Regions from separate parts of the Mus musculus genome. Here region 1 is linked to region 2. A link is a loop called in an ENCODE intact Hi-C map of the cell type or tissue named here. Cell type or tissue: heart. All regions are shown on one strand. Each heading gives the region's core, and the rest is flanking DNA. Links, peaks and the distances in the headings are about the cores only. Region 1 overlaps Clasrp (CLK4-associating serine/arginine rich protein). Region 2 holds the start of Klc3 (kinesin light chain 3).

Region 1 (9,166 bases), core at 486-8,485, 180 kb after region 2:
CTGGATCGGGAGCTGGAGGTCCTGGAGGCGGAGGACGAAGAGGAGCGGCGGCTGTGGGAGCACGGGGAAAACAGGGTTTGTGAGCGACACTGTCCTAGAGGGCCCGTCCCTCCTCCCGGAGGTCCGCTAGGGCGGGCGTGAGCGTTACCGACCGGGTGCTGGCATTACGGCCTGGAGCGGGGCCACCCGTTTGGGGAGGCGCAGGGGGCTTCCCTGGGGCAGCCCCGGATGCGGCGGCTGCAGCAGCTGCAGCAGCTGCCTCCTCGTCGCTGCCTCCAAAACTGGTGATGAAAGTGATTTTTTCCTCGCGGCCTGGGCTCGGGGAGCGAGAGCGGGAGCGGGACTCGGAACTAGATTCTGAAGGTGACCTGCAGCGAAGGATGAGCAAAAGGGAGGCAGCACTCAGAGCCCCAGCTGCACCAGGGCCCTAGTGGGATGTGTGAGTTCAAAGCCAGCCTGGTATACATCAAAAGCGAGGACAAGAGCTACATAGAGAGAACTTGTCTCCAGAAAAAAGAAAAAATTACTAAGTTTCTGGCTGGTGCGATGGTTCTGCAGGTGGGAAGGCTCTTGCCTGCAAGCCTGACAACCCGAGGTCAATCTCAGAATCCACACAGTAGGGTAGAAAGAGAACTAAGCTGTCCTTTTACCTTCAGCTCTGTGGCACATGTGCACCAACCCCACCCAGACTGATAAATATAATTTTTCACAAAAGAAAATGGGCAGGGGGTAGTAGGGGTAGAGGCCAGCCTAGTCTACATAGAGAGTACCAAGAGTCCATGTCTCAATAAACAACAACAAAACAAAACAAAAGTAGCTGGCTTTCTGTGCTAGTAAAATGAAAGACGGTGTAGTGCAAAGAAGGCTTTGCCGATGCAAGAGACCTTGGGTTTCAGCCCTAGAACGGTAGCAAAACACAGTGAGGTCTTCCTGCTTAACCTGGAGAGGAGGTCCTCAGCTAATTCCAGCCCATGAAACACTGAGCCTAGTGGGACTCCCTTTAGGGAAAAGCAGGCCAACACAAAAGGCCCCACTCCCTGGCCTTAGCAGAGAGTGAGGGGAGTTTCTCACTAATTCTGGGAGTCGTGTGTTAAACACACCCAATCTCTATGCCCCTTTATGTCCTAAAGAGATTCTAAATTAAAAAAAAAATTTGGAAAAACAAAACTGATATAGACCCAACCCCTATCCATAGACCACAGGATGCCATCTGTAACAGGAGTGACCCAAACAGGAGTGACTTCTTCCAGAGCACTGACACTTACCGCTTATAGGGGTCATAGGTGGGGCTGTCTCGGCGGGCATAACTATGGAGAGAACAGGGAAGGGCAGGAGAGCTGAGACCAGGCTGGCTAGTGTCAACTATTCCACTCTGAGCCCCAGTGCTGCAGATTGTACACCCCATGTCATTGTGGGGATCCCACATTGGTCTCCTTATTACAGCCCTGGTGCTGCCAGTGCTACACTGGAAGCCATGGTGACCAGTACCCAGCATGGTGACATCAGTGCTGGCGAGAAAACAACAGTATGTCCAACTAACTCAGTGCAGTATCTGAGTCTGAGGATTCACACTCTTCATAGGGGAGGAGCGGTCCCTGTGAGGGTAAGTAACGTCCTCTGGTGGCAGTGCCCTGTGTGGAGGGGCCTGTGGCCTGCTGCTAACCTTACACTGTCACACCCAAACCTTCCTCAGACATTTGCCCAGGGCTCCCAGGCCCAGATTCTTCTCTACTCATATGCAACTGCTCTCCCAATCCTCTCAAGACTTCATTGTGGGAAGTAGCCTCTCTCCACTTTACAATGGAGGAAACTAGCCAGAAGAAAGGAGCCTCTTATCTAGACCCTGTAGAGATGACACTGACCAGTGCAGGTGGGCTGTGTTGGGCCCAGCAGGTTGACTGAGAGGTGGGGGGCAGGTGGCCCGGGAAGCATTCCCATGCCTCCAGCTACTCCTAGCTCTGTAACTGTCGCCCCACTGCCAAGGCTGGGCTCCACTCTCCAGCCCCTGGCTGTGCAGAGGAGATATCCTACCTGGGAGGGCTGATCTTGCGGCCTCTCAGCCGCTTCTCCCGGAACTCTCTTCGCTGTCGCCGGGAACGACGGCCCTGGATGGGGAGGAAGCACCAGGACGGTGAGGTGTGCCCTCACTGGATCCACTTTTACCCCCGAGCCCTACCAGACCTCACCGAGTACATGGCTTTCTCCTCCTCCAGGGCTTTGGCATGTTTGATGGCCTCTGCCTCCTCCTTATCTTTCCGTAGCATCCTGCAGAGGAAGTTAGGATGGGCATGAAGGGCATAGGTCACAGAGTGGGCAGAGCCCTGGTAAAGGCAGCAAAGACAGCAGGGACCTGATGTTACTCCATGATTCCTTTCTCCCTGAACCAGGGCTCTGCTGTAGGCTAGCTGGTCTTTAACTCACGGTGAAATCCTTGTAGCCACGGGATGTGCAGGCAGGCATTACCCTACCCTTTCCTTTTCTGTTCTTCCCTTTGATGGGGTCTTGTTCTGTTGGGCCTAGCTTTGAACTCATAACCTTGCCTCAGCCTCAAGACTGCAGAATCATAGGTATGCGCTATTACACTTAATTTCCCTTCTGTGTTTAATAGATTTTATTGAGCACCTAAAAGAGCTGGTTTTAGACCTGATTTCTGTGTGCTCTGCCTGTGCATGTGTCTGTCACATGTGTGCCTGGTGAATGCCCTGGAACTGGTTGTGAGGCACCCTCACAGTTGGCACTCGGGGCTGGAGAGATGGCTCAGAGGTCAAGAACACCTACTGTTCTTCCAGAGAACTTGAGTTCATTTCTAATCGCCCACATCTGATAGCTCACAACTGCCTTTAACTTCAGCTCTAGGGGATCCAGCGCCCTCTGCTGGCCTGCACATGATGCACAAAACTATATATAGGCACAACACCCATACACATAAAACTCAGAACAAAACAGAAAGGAGAACCCCACAAGAACACTTTAAAAACTGTGTGTGGCTACTCCATGCCTGTAACTGTGAAAGGCAGAGGCAGGAGGATGGCTGGGGCTGGCCAGCCATCAGCACAGCTCCAGGCTCTCTGCTTTGGGCTGAGTAGTGGGGGCAGCAACAAGCACCTTTAATCCTTTAAGGGCAAAAGCACTGGAGCAGCGGCCCTCAGCCTGTGGTCCTGTCACCTTTGGCAAATCTCTATCTCCAAAACATTTACATTACATCAGAGCACCACAAAGATTAGTTAGGAAGCAGCAGTGAAAATACTGTTATGCTTGGGGTCACTACAACATGATGAACTGTATTAAAGGGTCACGGGGTCAGGAAGAACCTCTGAGCTAGAGGGTTCTAATAGGCCAGGGCAGGGACCTGGGGATTCATCCCCAGTGCCACACAAAAATGGTTTCTGGTCTGTCGGTGCCACTGATGTAAAGAGAGTGCTTGGTGTGGCATGACCAAGTACAGGCAGTGGCAGAGGCTTGCTCACTGTCATATGAACATGCATAGGGATGACCACTAGAGGGTGCTGTCCCCAAAGAACTAGTAGCTTCCAGGTCACGCTGTAGGACAAGATCTGTTTCTGCAGAAAGTGGGGCTACAAATTCATAGCTCACAGGCTGAGAACAGATGCTGGTAGCAGGCATGTGATACAGAAGCCAGGGCATAGCCAAAATCTGGCATGCCAGCCAGCACTCTCACCTGACAAAGTCTCCATCAGCCATGCCGTAGGTTGTGGCCTGCTTATTGAGATCAGCCACCTGCTCCTGGTTCAGCTCATCCACATCCACCTCCACGTCTGCACAAGAAAAAGGCTGTCAGGGACCCAAGCCCCAGGAGAGGGGGGAGGAGCACCCCAAGTCGGGGCAAGTCTGCCAGATAGAGCACCTTCAGGGAGAATGTTGCTGTGCTAGCACAGCTCTGAGGACCAAGCTGAGGCTTGGCCAGCACAGCACACAGCACAGCAGGGGACCAGTAGGGTGGGTGGACGAGTCTGTGGATGGAGTGCACGAAAGACAAGATGGGAGGTGGAAATAGATGGAGGTGGGGTGGGCAGAGAGCGGCACACAGAGGAAGGGCAGGAAGGACACACATGAACTTTGGCTCTGGCTGGGGCTAAGTCTGCATGTGCACCAGGAAGAGTAGGATAGAGACGGGGCAGTGACAGTCTTCTGGCCAGGCACATCCACAGGAGAAGGAGGTAACCATGGGGTATGAGCGATAGAAGCTGAAGGATGGGGGGCAGCTCTAGGAATGGGGAAAGTTGCTTTCCCAGAGCAAAGCAAGGCCAGCCTACGTAGAAGAGGAAGGGCTAGCTCCTAGGTGGAAGAATCTTCTAGAACAGTGCCCAGAAATGGGGAGGGAGAGCACATGGGATAGGGGACAGGCAAGACAAGGGACAGGGAAGGCTGGAAGTAACAGGAGACTGAGGCCCTGGAGCTGGGGTAGGGTGGGGGAGGCCTTGTAAGCACGGGTACCCCACAGGGTGAGGGACGAGACACAGAACCGATGCCCGGGGACTGCAGGTGGGGAGGGCAGAGAGGGAACCCCACCGATGTCGGGGATGACCTCATCTTCATCCGAGTTGCTCTCCTCCTCTGCTGGTGACTCTTCCTCCTCTGGCTTCTCAGCCACCTTCTCTACCTCGGCCACAGTACTATCTTCATAGGTGTAGCCGATGGAAGCCTTCTTCTCTGCCAGCCTGGGAAGAGAGCCATGAGCCAGGGGGTACCCGGCAGGAGCAGGGCCACAGGTGAGCCCCACAGTGGTTACACATATCCACCTAAGCTGGTCCACTCTAGCCCACCCCACTATGGCCTGGTCCTTCCCATTCCTGTCCTGGTACAGGGCCTCCTCTTCCAAGAAGTCCTCCTTGTTCACCTGTCAGGATACAAGCCTGCCTGCCTTAAGTCCCATGAGTGCAGATCCCAGAGTCATCTTGAACAAAGTGTACCTCAGCTCTGCTTTCAGGGGCCACATTGAGAGGCCACTGCGGACTTCAACTGTCAATATATCTTGCCTCATCCCAGCACCCTTATCCTGGAGCCAAGGCTGAGTATCAACAAGCAGATCCTGTAAGTGGTTGCTCCCAGATGTGAGCAGGGATCTGACAACAACACCCAGCCAGGCTAGCTTTAACACTGATGCCTCCAGGCCTGCAGTGCTGTGGGCTGCAAGCTCACTGCGTGCTGGCACCAGAAGTGCATGACTCCCTATCACTCATGGTCCTCGAAGCTCCTGACTTAAGGCTGAATCCAAGGGGCTGCCTTTCCTCAGCCTTCCCCACAGGACTCACCCCCCCACCCCCTTCTGCAAGTTAGAAGCAACAAGCTTGGGCAGAACTGTGGCTGCCGCTTCCTCTCCACATATACAGAGGCCGCACCCATTGAGTGCTTACTGACCTGATGGGATGGAAAGGCTAGTCCCCACCCCATCAGACCAGACCCTTGACTCACTTCTTCTTCTCATCCTCGCTGGGTCTCTGCAGGCCTCCGTACAGCTCATCAATGTAGATCTGATACAAGCACTGTTCCTCAGAGACTGGCAAGGAGAGGCACAGGTCAGCCCAGCCAGGCACATGTAGATGGAGTGGGACACGAAGACATGGCGGGGGGGGAGGGGGGGGGGGATGGACAGCCAAGGTAGAGTCACCTATTTCAAATTATTCTTCTGTCTAGGACCCAAGTGACCACAGTATATAACACCAGCCAGGTGATCCACTCAACTGTAACCTGGCTCAAGTAACTTTTGACCCCTGTGTCTCAGTTCCCTCTTCTGTAAAATGGGATCCCTAACAGAGTGAGTACTTTGGACCTAGGGGCCCCTACCACTGTCACAGAGTCTCCCTGGCCTCCAGAACCATAAGTATGCCTCTAAGTGTTGACTATCATCTAGCGTCCAGTGGTCCTGTGGGTTACCTTCTATTACCGGAGTGTCTGATTACCCTGTATCCCTACACCCCAAGCACCCACTTCAGGAACTCCCCAGGGTACTAAGGCAGCCATAGTCTCCCCTCAGCCCTGCTGCCAGGCTCATGTGAGTCCTCTCCTTCCCTCTGCAGGCTTCAGCTAAGCTCCCCTTTCTTTGTAAGGGGAACAGGTAAGGAGCAGAAGATTAAACCTAAGCCAAACAAGTCCTCTACCATGGAACTATATCCCCAGCCCTCTTTTTGAGACAGGGTTTCGTAAAGTTGTTTGGGCTGTCCCAGGGAAGCCCTGGACTTGAGATCTCTCTCCCTGCCTCAGCCTCTGGAGCAGCTCTGGTTAGAGCTGGGCCTCTGTAGCAGCTTGAATGCTTCAGCTTTTCTGTCTGTGGCATCAGTGGTCTGTGCCAGGTAACAAAGCATGGCCCCGCCTTGCTGTGACAAACACCTGACTCCTACCTAGTCTCCACATCCTAGGAGAGGGCCCTGCCACCGTCTCCCACAGCTCTCTGGCCTGTCTTCAATGCCTGTAGTCCAGGACCTCTGTGCACCTATCTCGGGGGCTGGAATCTATACCTACCCTGCTCTGTCTTACTTCCCTTCAGGAACACTCGCAACCACCTAGGTTTGCTCTCAGACTGCTCATGCAGAGATTATGCAGCGGCTCTCCCTGAGGTCCCGTCCCCAGAGCAGCACAGGACACACTGCTGTAGGAGGGAACGAAGGACTAAGGGAAGCCCGGCCACCAGCTGCAAGGAACCATATGGCCTGGACTGACAGCAAAAATGATAGCACTATGGTGACAAATGACAAACTTCTTATCTCTAGGCTGCACTGCCTGCGAGGATGTGGCAACCTCTGATTTTAAACTGCATCTTAGAAATACATAAGTCTGGGACTAGGAAGCCAACATGGAGGGTCACCTATGTCAGCCTGAAGCAAGGCTTTCAGACCCATGGACCCACTTAACACTGCACAGGGAGGAAAATGAGACCTGCCAGGAAAGGGGTGTGTGTGGATGACCCTGGCCAAGGGCGCCCACCAGGGAGCCCCCATGCTTAGGCGAGGCAGGGAAGATGGTTCTTGCCTGGGGATCAACCGCAGCGCTGGAGAGGGTGGGGCAGGAGATCATGAGCTTCAGGACAGCTCAGGCTATAGAGTAAGGCTGGGTCTCAAACATATAAACAGTAAGAACAGTATCCCCAGGTCTGATGGTGCAGCTCAGTAGGTGAGCACTTTCCTAGCATCTGTGTGTGTGGCCAGGGTCCACCCCCAGCTGCACAAAACCCAGGAGAGAGAGAGAACTACTGAGTCCTCTCCCTGCAGGAAGCCATGCAGGGTCACAAGGAAATAAGACAGAGCAGAGTAGATTCGTCATCTGTTTTGTCTCCATGCTAGGCACTGACCCAGAGTCTTCATCAGCTCATGCAGGTCATGTGTACATGTAGCAAACATGTGTGTAGAGGTGAGGGCACAATTCAGGAGTGGGTTCTCCTGAGCAAACTCAGCTTGTCAGGCTTTCACAGCAGGTGCTCCATGAAAAAGTACTGAGCCAGTTCCCTAGCCAGTACCCAGAGCCTTATATATCCAAGTGCTCCCCCACATCCCAGCCACATGCAGGTGTACCCTGATGACCTGACAGAGAAGCCTGTCTGAGAGCCTCTGCCCTCCTGGGGAAGGCCAGGCTTGGCATGCCCAGGGGCTCTGCTCACAACAAGGAAAGTCTTCCTAGGACTGTCACCTATGCAGTGGGTGCCCTCCTCCCTCTTTCTTAGGAAAAGGGCTCTAGACAGGATTCAGAAGGAAGGGATGGGAGGTGGCTTGGGCAGAGACCTCCAAGTCTCTAACCCCACAGAGACCCTGTGCCAGTCTCATGAACGAAGACCCAAAAGGGAAAGAGGGTACACAGACTAGAACAGAACCAAGGGCGACCGGCAACAAGTACCTGGGTGAGCCTTGTCTAGGTGGTCCAGCCTCAGGCCCCCATGCCCCACACCCCGACCCGCCACTCACTGCCGGCGAAGTCGTTCTGCACCAGGCCTCTGTACCGCTCGTAGTTACATTTCCGCTCGTCTGACTCCTGTTCCGGGGAGCTTTGGGAAGGAGTGGGGTTAAAGAGAAGGTGAGAGCCGGGCGTGGTGGCGCACATCTTTAATCCCAGCACTGGGGAGGCAGAGGCAGGCGGATTTCTGAGTTCGTGGCCAGCCTGGTCTACAAAGTGAATTCCAGGTCAGCCAGGGCAACACAGATCGAAAAACCAACCAACCAAAAAAAAAAAAAAAAAAAAAAAAAAGAGAGAGAGAGAGAAGTGAGAACTAAAGCCCCAGGAATCAGAAAAAGGGGTGGTGGTGGTGGTGGTGGTGGTTAGGCTTCTGCCTAAGGGAGGGAGTGGGCAAGACTCAGGGTTAAGGGTATGCTGGGTCATCCCAACCTTGCAGGACACGTACATGGTGGTGAGCAGTGGGGGGGTGTAGTCAGGGATGTGGTCTAGATGTGCACGAACATCAAAGCGGTCAATCATGTTGTTGGTGTCCCCCTGCCAGGGCATCCTGAGATGGGAAGGACATAGTCAGAGAGGCAGGGCTCAGAGTCCAAGCACCCAGTCCCTACCACTTCAAGCTCCTCTGTCATTCACCCAAATCTACACCTGGGGTCCAGGGCTCAATAAGTCACCCATCTGCCAGTCCACAAGCTAGGACCTCACTTCTCAGAGCCGAGCAACAGCAAGGATCGTAAACCAGGCTGATGAGGCCACTAAAGGAGGCACAGTCACCCTGAACCAGGCCCATCTGGCAACCTGCCCTCTGCTACCTGTGAGCTTCGGTCAGTCCTAACTCCTCTACTGTGAGCACCTACATAACTTCTCTGCGAGTCAACCGCACATGCACAGTCTTCCTGGCCTGACTATACAAGACTGTCCTTATCCAAGCTTCTACTGCAGTCTCTAGAGTACCCCCAAGCCCCTTCAGACACTATGCTGCCCCCTCCCCCAATCTTACATGTTCACAGGGCTCTCAGCAGCCAGGGCAACTGCAGAATCCAGGTGAACCTTGCAGGCTCGGCCATGCACCTGCAGGAACTGAGCGGGGTCTTTCTTCTGCAGGGATGGACAGGTCAGAGGTCACCAAGAAGCCAAGGCCCACCATGCCTCCCTACTTTAAGTAGACCTAGTGGTCACTTGGCCTCTGGGTCAAGTCCCTGGGCCACACCCTAAGGGACAGGGACCTGTGTCCTCCCAGGTGTGGCCAGGGGTGCTTAACTCTGCT
Region 2 (9,166 bases), core at 375-8,374:
TCAACCTCTGGAGGGGCATAGTGGCCCACACCTTTAAGCCCAGCATTCAGGAGGCAGAGGCAGGAGGAGTTCCATGAGTCCAAGGCCAGCCTGATCTACAGAGTGAACTCTGTCTAAAAATAAAATAAAATAAAATAAAATAAAATAAAATAAAATTTCAGGAGCAGGACCGGATCGAGCAGGAATGGGAAAAAACATTTTGGGGCTGGAGAGATGGCTCAGCAGTTAAGAGCACTGACTGCCCTTCCAGAGGTCCTGAGTTCAATTCCCAGCAACCACATAGTGGCTCACAACCACCTGGAATGAGATCTAATACCCTTTTCTGGAGTGTCTGAAGACAGCTACAGTTTATTTACATATAATAAATCTTTGAAGAAAGAAATAACATTTCAACTTCTCCCCAGATGTGGAGTCTCACACCTGTAATCCCAATACAGAAATGGGAGGATCAGGTGTTCAGGTCACTTCATCTCTACAAACAAAACCAAAATACCATACCATATACGAGGCACGTGAGTAAGATCACCGGTGAGCGCGTGTAGAACCTGGGTAGGCTCAACCTCACACACCCTGTAAGTAGTCAGTCTCACACAAGCTCAGGGTGAGCCATCCTGACTCTGCCCCAGTGTGGCCAGGATCACCACCGCCCTCCCCACCGCACAATCTCAGACCCAAGGGGCCATGCTCCATATGCAGCTTCCCACAGCTCAGCCGCAGCCATCTGCCACTCGAGCTGTCCCCGGCACTCACAGGAGCCCCAAGAGAGCTTCACTAGTCCACAGCAGGCTTGCCCCACACTCACGTGTGTGCACGTATACACACACACACACCTAAGTAAACCTCAGCTTGCAGACACAGTCACCCACATACCCACACACAGCCAACAGTTAGTCAGTGACAGTCACATATCACTGACACAATTCCACACACTCCACCCCCACTGCCACGCAACACCTAGATCCAACCCCATTCCCTGCCACACATGGCCATCTGTGTGAATCAACCACAAGTATACAGTTGACCCAGTATCTCAGTCACACATGCTCAGTGCTATGCACAGTCCGCATGTAACACACACACACACACACACACAGGAGACAGACAAGATCATCCACATTCACTCTGTCCCCATCACTGAGTAACATGGTAGCTCATTTCTTTTACACTCTTACCCACAATGTGACTCTTTCTTACTTTTAAAATATATATAATTTTATATATACATATGTATGTGTATATATATGTTGATACAGATTTTCTCTAATATATATACATATGTATGAATATGTATACATTGACACAGAATTTCTCTGTGTAGCCCTGGCTGTCTTCAGAGATCCGCCTGTCTCTGCCTCCCGAGTGCTGGGATTATAGGTGTGCATCATGATGCCTGGTCCCTAGTCAACTTTTTTCCCTTTATGTACTTATTGTGTGTGCAGAGGCACATGGATTGCCAAGAGAACAACTTGCAACTTAAGGGAGGAGTCCTTTCTCTCCTCCCACCTTTCGGATCCTGTGGATCAAACTTGAGAAATAGACAGTTTGGCATCAACACCTTTACTCTCCTTGCTGGCCCACGTTCCTTTTCTTTTTCTCCCTCCCTTTGGCATCTGTACCCACATCCGCCCTCCTTCTGTCTCTCTCCCTTGAGTACGAAGCCCAGGCTCGCTCGCCTCCAACTCCGCTCCTCCCGCCTCAGTTTCCACAGTGCGCCCTGCCTTACTCTCCCTCTCTTTGCACACCTCGCGCAGGCTCCCTTACCATGCATGTCTTGCACCCTCAGGCTGCAGCGGGGGACCCTCCGACAGCCGGCCAGCCCCTCCCCGCGGCCGCGGAGACCCTGCACCGGACTTCGCGTCACAAGGCCCCGCCCCGCCCGCAGCTGTTTTTCTACTCCGCTAGGGGCCGGGCGGGGCTCCGCGGGGACCCCGAGGCTCATCCCGGCCACCAGGTCCCTGGCTCCCTCCCTCCATCCCTGCGGCCCCCTCGGGAATCCCGAAGCAGCCGCCGCCGTCCCCCGTGCCCACCTGACGGCCGCCCGCCCGAGCCGCCTCGCTGCGCGGAGACCGGGCTGCTCCCGCTGCGCGGCCGCCGCCTTCCCGGAGGCTCCTGAGGGAGGTGGGGCAGGGCAAAGCCACGCCCCCGCAGGTGCGCAGGCCGCGCCCTCCGCCAGCACACATTGAGAAACCTGTGGTCTAGAGGCGGGGCGGGGCCGATGGAGGCAACGCACGCCCCCGCAGGCGCCCAGGCCACGCCCTCTGCCGCAGCATTCGGTGAAACCTGCGTTCCGAGAACTTCTGAAAACTTTATCTGGGGGCCTTCGAGAAGGCTCAGACAGTAAGGGTGCATGCTGCCAATCCTGAGGAGCTGAGTTCGATCCCTGAGACCTTCAGGGTGGACAGAGACGGACTCCCACATGTTGTTTTCTGACTTCTACATGTGTCCAGTCATACATACACAAATATGGAATAAACAGATGGCTCATCAGGTAAGAGTGCTGGCTGCTTTTGCAGAGGACCCAGGTTCGATTTCCAGAACCCACATGTCGGCTCAAAATCATCTGTAATTCCAGTTCCAGGGAGATCCAGCACTTTCTTCCAGGGCCTCCACAGACACACATAAAATAAAGATAAAAATCTCCAAAAAATATTGTTTTAATAATTACAACCTGAAGACCTTGCACAACTATTCCTGGCTGAGAAGATGGTAAGGGCGCTAGCTGCCAAGCTTGACAGCCTGAGTTTCATCTCCAAGAACCATGAAAACTGACTCCTGGGAATTATTCCGGAGTTGGTCAAGGAGAGCCTGGATGGATTCACATGCATGGATGGAACGTGGGCACCCACACACGTGCATTTGTGTATACATACGGACACATAAGTAAGAGGGGTTTTCTTTATTTTAAAGATTTATATTACTGTGCATTGGTGTTCTGCCTGTAGATCTGGGTGAGGGCATCAGATCCTCTGGAACTGGAGTTACAGACAATTGTGAGCCACCATGTGGGTGCTGGGAATTGAACTTGGGTCTTCTGGAAGACCTGAATTGATTAACATGAGCTAACAGTAGTGTGTGCACTGCTGGGAGTGGTACCCAGAGCCCTGTGAATACAAGGAAAAAGCATCTACTATTTAGCTCTCCCTGCCATATATATATTTATAGATATAGATATAGATGTGTGTGTGTGTGTTGATTTTATTAATTCTCTCTGCCCTCCTTTTCTGAGGCAGGGTCTCACTTAATTCTGAAAATACAGCCACTGTACCCTAGTTACCTTTATTTTATTGAGGGGGGATAGAGTCTCCCTATAAAGCTCAGCTGGGCTCAAACTTACAGTCCTGCCTCAGCCTCCTGAATAGCTCCCATGCTGCAGTATCTAAGAATCTCTTAATGTAGGCTCCTGGGTCTTTAATATTCTACAACGCGTGCCCTGTGTCTCTCTGGTCGTCTTCAAGGTCAAGACTGTAGAGTGGCATGATGCAGATGCGCAAAAAGTATTTACAGGATGAACGAAGCAAATTCTAGAAGTTATGAAAGGTCCCTGCAGTGCACGAAACCGCCACCAGATGGCACTGCGGGTCCACGGAGCCGCCTCGGTGTGCTCGCCCTCCAGAGCCTAGATGTCCTCCTCCAGGAAGCTCTCAGTGGCCACTTCTGTGACACCACCCCCGCCCCCCTTCCCAGCCCCAGGCTCGCAGCCTCGTGGCCTCGGGTGTCGTCATCCCTGCACACTCCAGGTCGCCACACTAGAGACAGGTGCCCGCCAAATTGAACTGTGAGTGCATGGCAGCGTCCTGGAACCTGAGTATGAGTTGAAGCCTAGACATAAATCGTGTTGTAACGGTTCTAGTTATTTCTAGAATAAAGAGGAATGGAGAGGGCAGCTAAGTTCTGTGCCACCGCTCTGGTCTTAGGACACTAACAACAGATCTGCTGCACGTTCATCATGAAGCAGACAGGGGCTGGTCAGGTGCAGATCCCAGCTCTGTCATTTGCTGGCTGTGTGCTGTCCTCCGGTTCCTTCTGTACAGAACCAGATTCAGGGAACCTACTTCCGGAGATCGTTGTCCGCAGTTCCTCCAAAGGTTTTTGGGTGGGTGAGACGGCTCAGCATCTAAAGGCTCTCGCTGCCAAGCCTGAAAACTTGAGTTCAAGTCCTGCGGCCATCTGGTGGAAGGAGTGGCCTTACTAAGCACTTCCTCCGCTGTGGCCTGTGTCCTGCAGAAGGAGAATGGCTCCGCAGGCGCCGGTGAGAACCAGATACGCTGGAGAGTCCCCAACCCCCATCTCTTTGGCCCCATAGGTTCATACTTAACCTGCCGTCTTCTTCCTCATGTGACAGGAGAAACAGATTAGGAGCAAACCTCTAGGAAGGCAGCCGTTGTTCCAGCACACTGTACACCCCAAAGCAGGGCTGGGTTTCGGGGTGCCCAGTAACAGGGTAACAGGGCCTGAACCAAATCCTCCATGCAAATGACTTCCATTCATGCTCCCACCATGTGCATTAATTAGCTCCATTGTATGGATGGGGACTATGGAGCCCAGAGAGGTTAGTGGTTTCTTTGAGGTCACACAGCCTAGGAATGGAAGAACCCTTAAGCCATACAGTCATACCCATAGACTCCTACACCAGGCCCATGTGAAGATGAGGAATGATGCTCTGAGAGATGAAGTTATTTGTGGAGACCTCAGATAAGAACGTTGCAAATGCCTGTAATCCCAGCACCTGGGAGGCTGAGCTAGGACGATTGTCTAGGAGCTCCAAGATAGCCTGGGCTACCTGATAGGAAGCCCTCAAAACAGCCAATAAGCAAAATACTGCATGGAGGATCCTGCCTATGGTGTGGCATTGCTCCATAAACCAAGGCAGGAAGGGCTCAGGTGTGAGGCCTGGGACAGCCTGGGCTACATAGTGATACTCTGAATAATACAAAAGAGGCCATTTGCATCCCAGAGTTCTACTTGGCAGAGCCTTGAGGCCTTGACCCCCAACCTTCTCAAGACTCTGGGCTCCTGAGTGAGCCTAGTTCCACCCTCCCTAGCCTTCAGCCCCCAGGAGAGGACAGTGGGGAGTGACACAGAGGTATGGTGGACACAGATAGCACATGATGACCTGGAAAGGAACTGGGGACAAAGTTCAGCTTTGCCTGGAAGCCACCCTCTGAGCTGCCCTGCACCCCTTCTGGCTGGCAGCTCTGCCTCTCCTAGCTGTTTGCCCTTGGTCTGGTAGCTTAGCCTTTCTGAGCTTTACTGTTGAGAGTGTTGACTGAGTTACAGTGTAAGCACTCAGAGCAGTACTTAACATCAGCACCCATACTAGCCTTCTTGTAGCTGTATCTTCTTTCAGGCAGAGCCTGCCTTTGACTGGCTCATCCCAGGTCACATGATTAGCCCATGACTGCAAACCATTCTGAAATGATGGGTTCCCTACATGTTTGGCATCTCCAAAAGACTAGGGACTTAGAGCCAAGGGCTGTCAAGATGGCCCAGTGGGTAAAGGAGCTTGTAGCCAAACCTGACAGACAAAATGACTTTAATCCCTCGGGGGTCCACAGAGTGGAGGGAGAGAACGGATTACCACTAATTGTCCTCTGATTTCCTCGGTGTCCTATCCCTGGAAGTAAATAAATAAATAGATGTAATCTTTGTAATGAAAAAAAAAAAAAAAAGGTCAGGGCCAGGCATGGTGACTGGGGCCTTTAATTCCAGCATTCCAGGAGGCAGAGCCAAGAGGATCTCTGTGAGTTCAAGGCCATCCTGGTCTATAGAGAGAGTTCCAGAACAGCCAGGGCTACAGATAAACCCATCTGGAAAAACAAAGTTGAATGACCCAAGAGGGGTTCTCAGAGGGTGGCGTGTGCTCCCTGGCAAGCCTATGACATGGCCGGGGCCTGCCTCTCTCTGCCTCTGACCCTCAGTGGCTCCCATGAACTCCTTGCCCAATGGCATCTTTTTCCTGCGCTCCTTGGGTTATTCCAGTCTCCCCTCAGCATTCCTTCCTCAGGGCCTCGCTCTTCTCTCTGCTCCCTCCTTGCACAGCTGGCTCTGTCCACCTCAGATGTCACAGTGCTCTCTCAGAGGAGGAAGGCACCATGTACCCTCTGTTTCCCAGGTAAGGGTTCAATTTTTAAAAATGGTTTTTTGTTTGTTTGTTTGTTTGTTTGTTTGTTTGTTTTTCAAGACAGGGCTCCTCTGTGTAGTCCTAACTGTCTTGAAACTCCCTCTGTAGACCAGGTCGACCTCGAACTCTTGAAACCTGCCACGGACCACCCAGTCAGGTATGGAGGTCCCTGGAATGAGCGTCCTCGAAGCTAGGTGGGTAAGGGTTCGGCGGTGACAAACAGAAACAAACACAGAGGCAGTTTGAATCTGAGTGTATTTTGCAGCTCTCAAGCAGGGGATTTTATACATAAAAAAAAAAAAAAAAAAAAACCAAACATTACATCTCTTAGAAACTATATCCAATGAAACAATCACAGATACCAACCAAAACCATTGGGCAGAGTAAAGCACAAAAATCATCCAAGCATTACAACTCTGAAACCATGTATTCAGTGAATCACAAACAGAACAGGTAACATCATTATTAATATAAATCACCAAAATATAACAATTCTAAAAGGATGTATCCAGTGGGGGCTGTCGTCCAAGGCTAGTGGCAGATTTCCAGGAGCAGGTTAGTAAATCTTAACCACTGAACTAACTCTCCAGCCCCATGGTCAATTATTATTTAGCATCTAGTGCCTAATTTTTTTTTATAAATCTTCACTATGTAATTTAAAACTATTTTAATTCTTCCTAATTAAGGCTTTCTTTACCATATACCAAAATTCACCTCCAATGACACACGCGTAGCCATATGAAATTTTATTGTTGGGAAAATTTGTACCTATCATAATAGTTTTGTAAATGATTTAAAAAGCAAAGTGTTAGCCGGGCGTGGTGGCACACGCCTTTAATCCCTGCACTCGGGAGGCAGGGGCAGGAGGATTTCTGAGTTTGAGGCCAGCCTGGTCTACAGAGTGAGTTCCAGGACAGCCAGGGCTACACAGAGAAACCCTGTCTCGAACCCCCCACCCCCCAAAAAAAGCAAAGTGTTGGTTTCCTTGGGGATAAAGTCATGTTAGTGGCCCATCTCTAGGCCCATCTCACCCATTATTCTCGCTTAAGATCTTGGCCTAGGCTACCAGGAACATGTAAATAAGAAAAGGAATAAGAGAAAACAAAACAGAGAGATTGCCATGAGAACTACGGCTCAATATTTTTTCTCTCCGGCGAAGAGTTCCACAACCATCTCCAGGAGGCCTCCACGTTTTGAGGTCAATGGCCTCAGTCTGTGGAACTTGTCACACAGATCTTACTGGAGGTGGTGTGGCAGAAACCCATTCCTTTTAGTGTCTTGGGCTAAAAGTAAAAGGCCCAGAGGAGGCCTTTGCTCATCTGACCATGCTGACAAGGAACACGGGTGCCAGGACAGAGGCTGGACCCCAGGAACACCTTAAACACTTCTTCCCTTCTCCGCCCCCTAGAGCAGGCTCCCCTCACCAGCCTGGGCAGAAATGGGGGAAGATGGAGTGAAGCCATACTGGCTACTCCAGAATCAACAGAGGGAGCCGGGGGCAATACTGGAGAAGCTGGTCTCCCCCCAGGGGCAATCCTGGCACCTCCCAGGCAGAAGAGGAAACTTCCACAGTGCATCTCACTTCCATGAATCCCCTCCTCGGACTCTGAGGTCCTTGGTCACAGCTGAGGTGCAAAAGGCTCCTGTCATATTGTGTCCTGCTCTGGTCTGCCTTCCACAGCTTGGGGGCCACCTAGCCCACCTCTCCCTAGGGATGAGAGCAGCCACTACGGGTCTAGGCTGCCCATGTAAGGAGGCAAGGCCTGGGGACACCCGAGATGCCTGGTTATAATTAACCCAGACATGTGGCTGCCCCCCCCCCCCAACACCTGCTGCCTGAGCCTCACCCCCACCCCGGTGCCTGGGTCTTAGGCTCTGTACACCATGGAGGAGAAGCTCGCTCTAAAAATAACCCTGTCCCTGGTGGATCCAGGGTGAGGGGCAGGCTGAGGGCGGCCACTTCCCTCAGCCGCAGGTTTGTTTTCCCAAGAATGGTTTTTCTGCTTCTGTAGCTTTTCCTGTCAATTCTGCCATGGTGGAGCAGCCTGCACTGGGCTTCTGGGAGAAACCAAACCGGGTTCTAACCTTTCAGCTACAGTTATTGCCTTTCCTGTAGATGGGCGACTACAGCCCCACCCCCACCCCCGTCTCCTGTATCCTTCCTGGGCCTGGGGATCCTAGGCTTTCACTGGAAATTTCCCCCCAGGTGCTGTAGGCTAGAGTCACGGCTCCCAAGAACAGTGCTTGCCTGGCATGCATGGTTCTGAACCTCCAACTGCAAAAAATGACACATACCTTGACCCTTGGAAGGCTGAGGCAGGGGGATTGCCATGAGTGCAAAGCCAGACTGGGTGGCATAGTTAGACCCTGTCTCAAAAAACCAAAAACAATTAAATAACTAAAGTCAGGCAAGTAATCCTACTCGGGAGACTGAGGCAGAGGGATTGTTACATGTCTGAGGCCAGCCTGGACTACATAGGGTTTCAGGCTAGCCCTGTCTACAGAGTAAGGCCCTATTTCAAAAACACAAACAAAATGGTTCTCCCAGCTGCTAATGCTCACCAGGCAATGAAGCCTGGTGAGCATTAGCAATGAAGGCAATGAAGGAGGGTGCTGGCTACAATCAAGGCTGTGGGGGACTGAGGGCAGGCTGTAACAGGCTTGGGGGCCAGGGCTTATACGTGCCTGGGACTCCCAAAGTATTACTGTTCCATGTTCCCGGCGAAGGGCCAGCTGTCCCCCGCCAGCTAGACTCAGCACTTAGTTTAGGAACCAGTGAGCAAGTCAGCCCTTGGGGCAGCCCATACAAGGCCATGGGGCTGGGCAAGCTGCACGCCTGGGTCCGGGGTGGGCACGGTGCCCGGGCAACGAGCTGAAAGCTCATCTACTCTCAGGGGCCCCTCCCTGGGGACAGCCCCTCCTGGCTAGTCACACCCTGTAGGCTCCTCTATATAACCCAGGGGCACAGGGGCTGCCCCCGGGTCACCACCACCTCCACAGCACAGACAGACACTCAGGAGCCAGCCAGCCAGGTAGGGACTGAGA

The links. Hi-C counts contacts between places; a loop is a spot of excess contacts. Peaks named below come from ENCODE experiments on the same cell type or tissue, not always from the same donor. Only the 100,000 strongest peaks of a DNase experiment are listed, where the experiment ranks them.
Region 1: a loop joins it to region 2, with 2.0 times the contacts of the local background. A loop is called at or near these places in 2 of 42 quality-filtered maps.

The regions. Positions count from the first base shown.
Region 1 is chr7:19,586,560-19,595,725 of GRCm38, forward strand. Clasrp (CLK4-associating serine/arginine rich protein) reads right to left here. Exons shown (of 21, transcript NM_016680.5): 3 at 8,900-8,997; 4 at 8,348-8,449; 5 at 7,914-7,993; 6 at 5,434-5,518; 7 at 4,531-4,679; 8 at 3,680-3,776; 9 at 2,187-2,265; 10 at 2,032-2,105; 11 at 1,266-1,307; 12 at 153-368; 13 at 1-51. Among named protein-coding and RNA genes, the nearest start is that of Clasrp, 13 kb to the right of the region's middle. In heart, for the core only: CTCF peaks have their summits at 2,862 (motif pointing left) and 3,497 (motif pointing right); a DNase peak (open chromatin) is centred at 3,603.
Region 2 is chr7:19,401,994-19,411,159 of GRCm38, forward strand. It overlaps Klc3 (kinesin light chain 3), which reads right to left and starts at 2,111. Exons shown (of 13, transcript NM_001286039.1): 1 at 2,028-2,111. It overlaps Gm38954 (a long non-coding RNA gene), which reads left to right and starts at 3,696. Exons shown (of 3, transcript XR_881873.2): 1 at 3,696-3,775; 2 at 6,040-6,112; 3 at 6,230-6,316. It overlaps Ckm (creatine kinase, muscle), which reads left to right and starts at 9,101. Exons shown (of 8, transcript NM_007710.2): 1 at 9,101-9,153. In heart, for the core only: a CTCF peak has its summit at 3,560 (motif pointing right); DNase peaks (open chromatin) are centred at 2,088, 3,658 and 8,018; H3K4me3 peaks cover 2,619 bases; H3K27ac peaks cover 2,510 bases; H3K27me3 peaks cover 3,707 bases.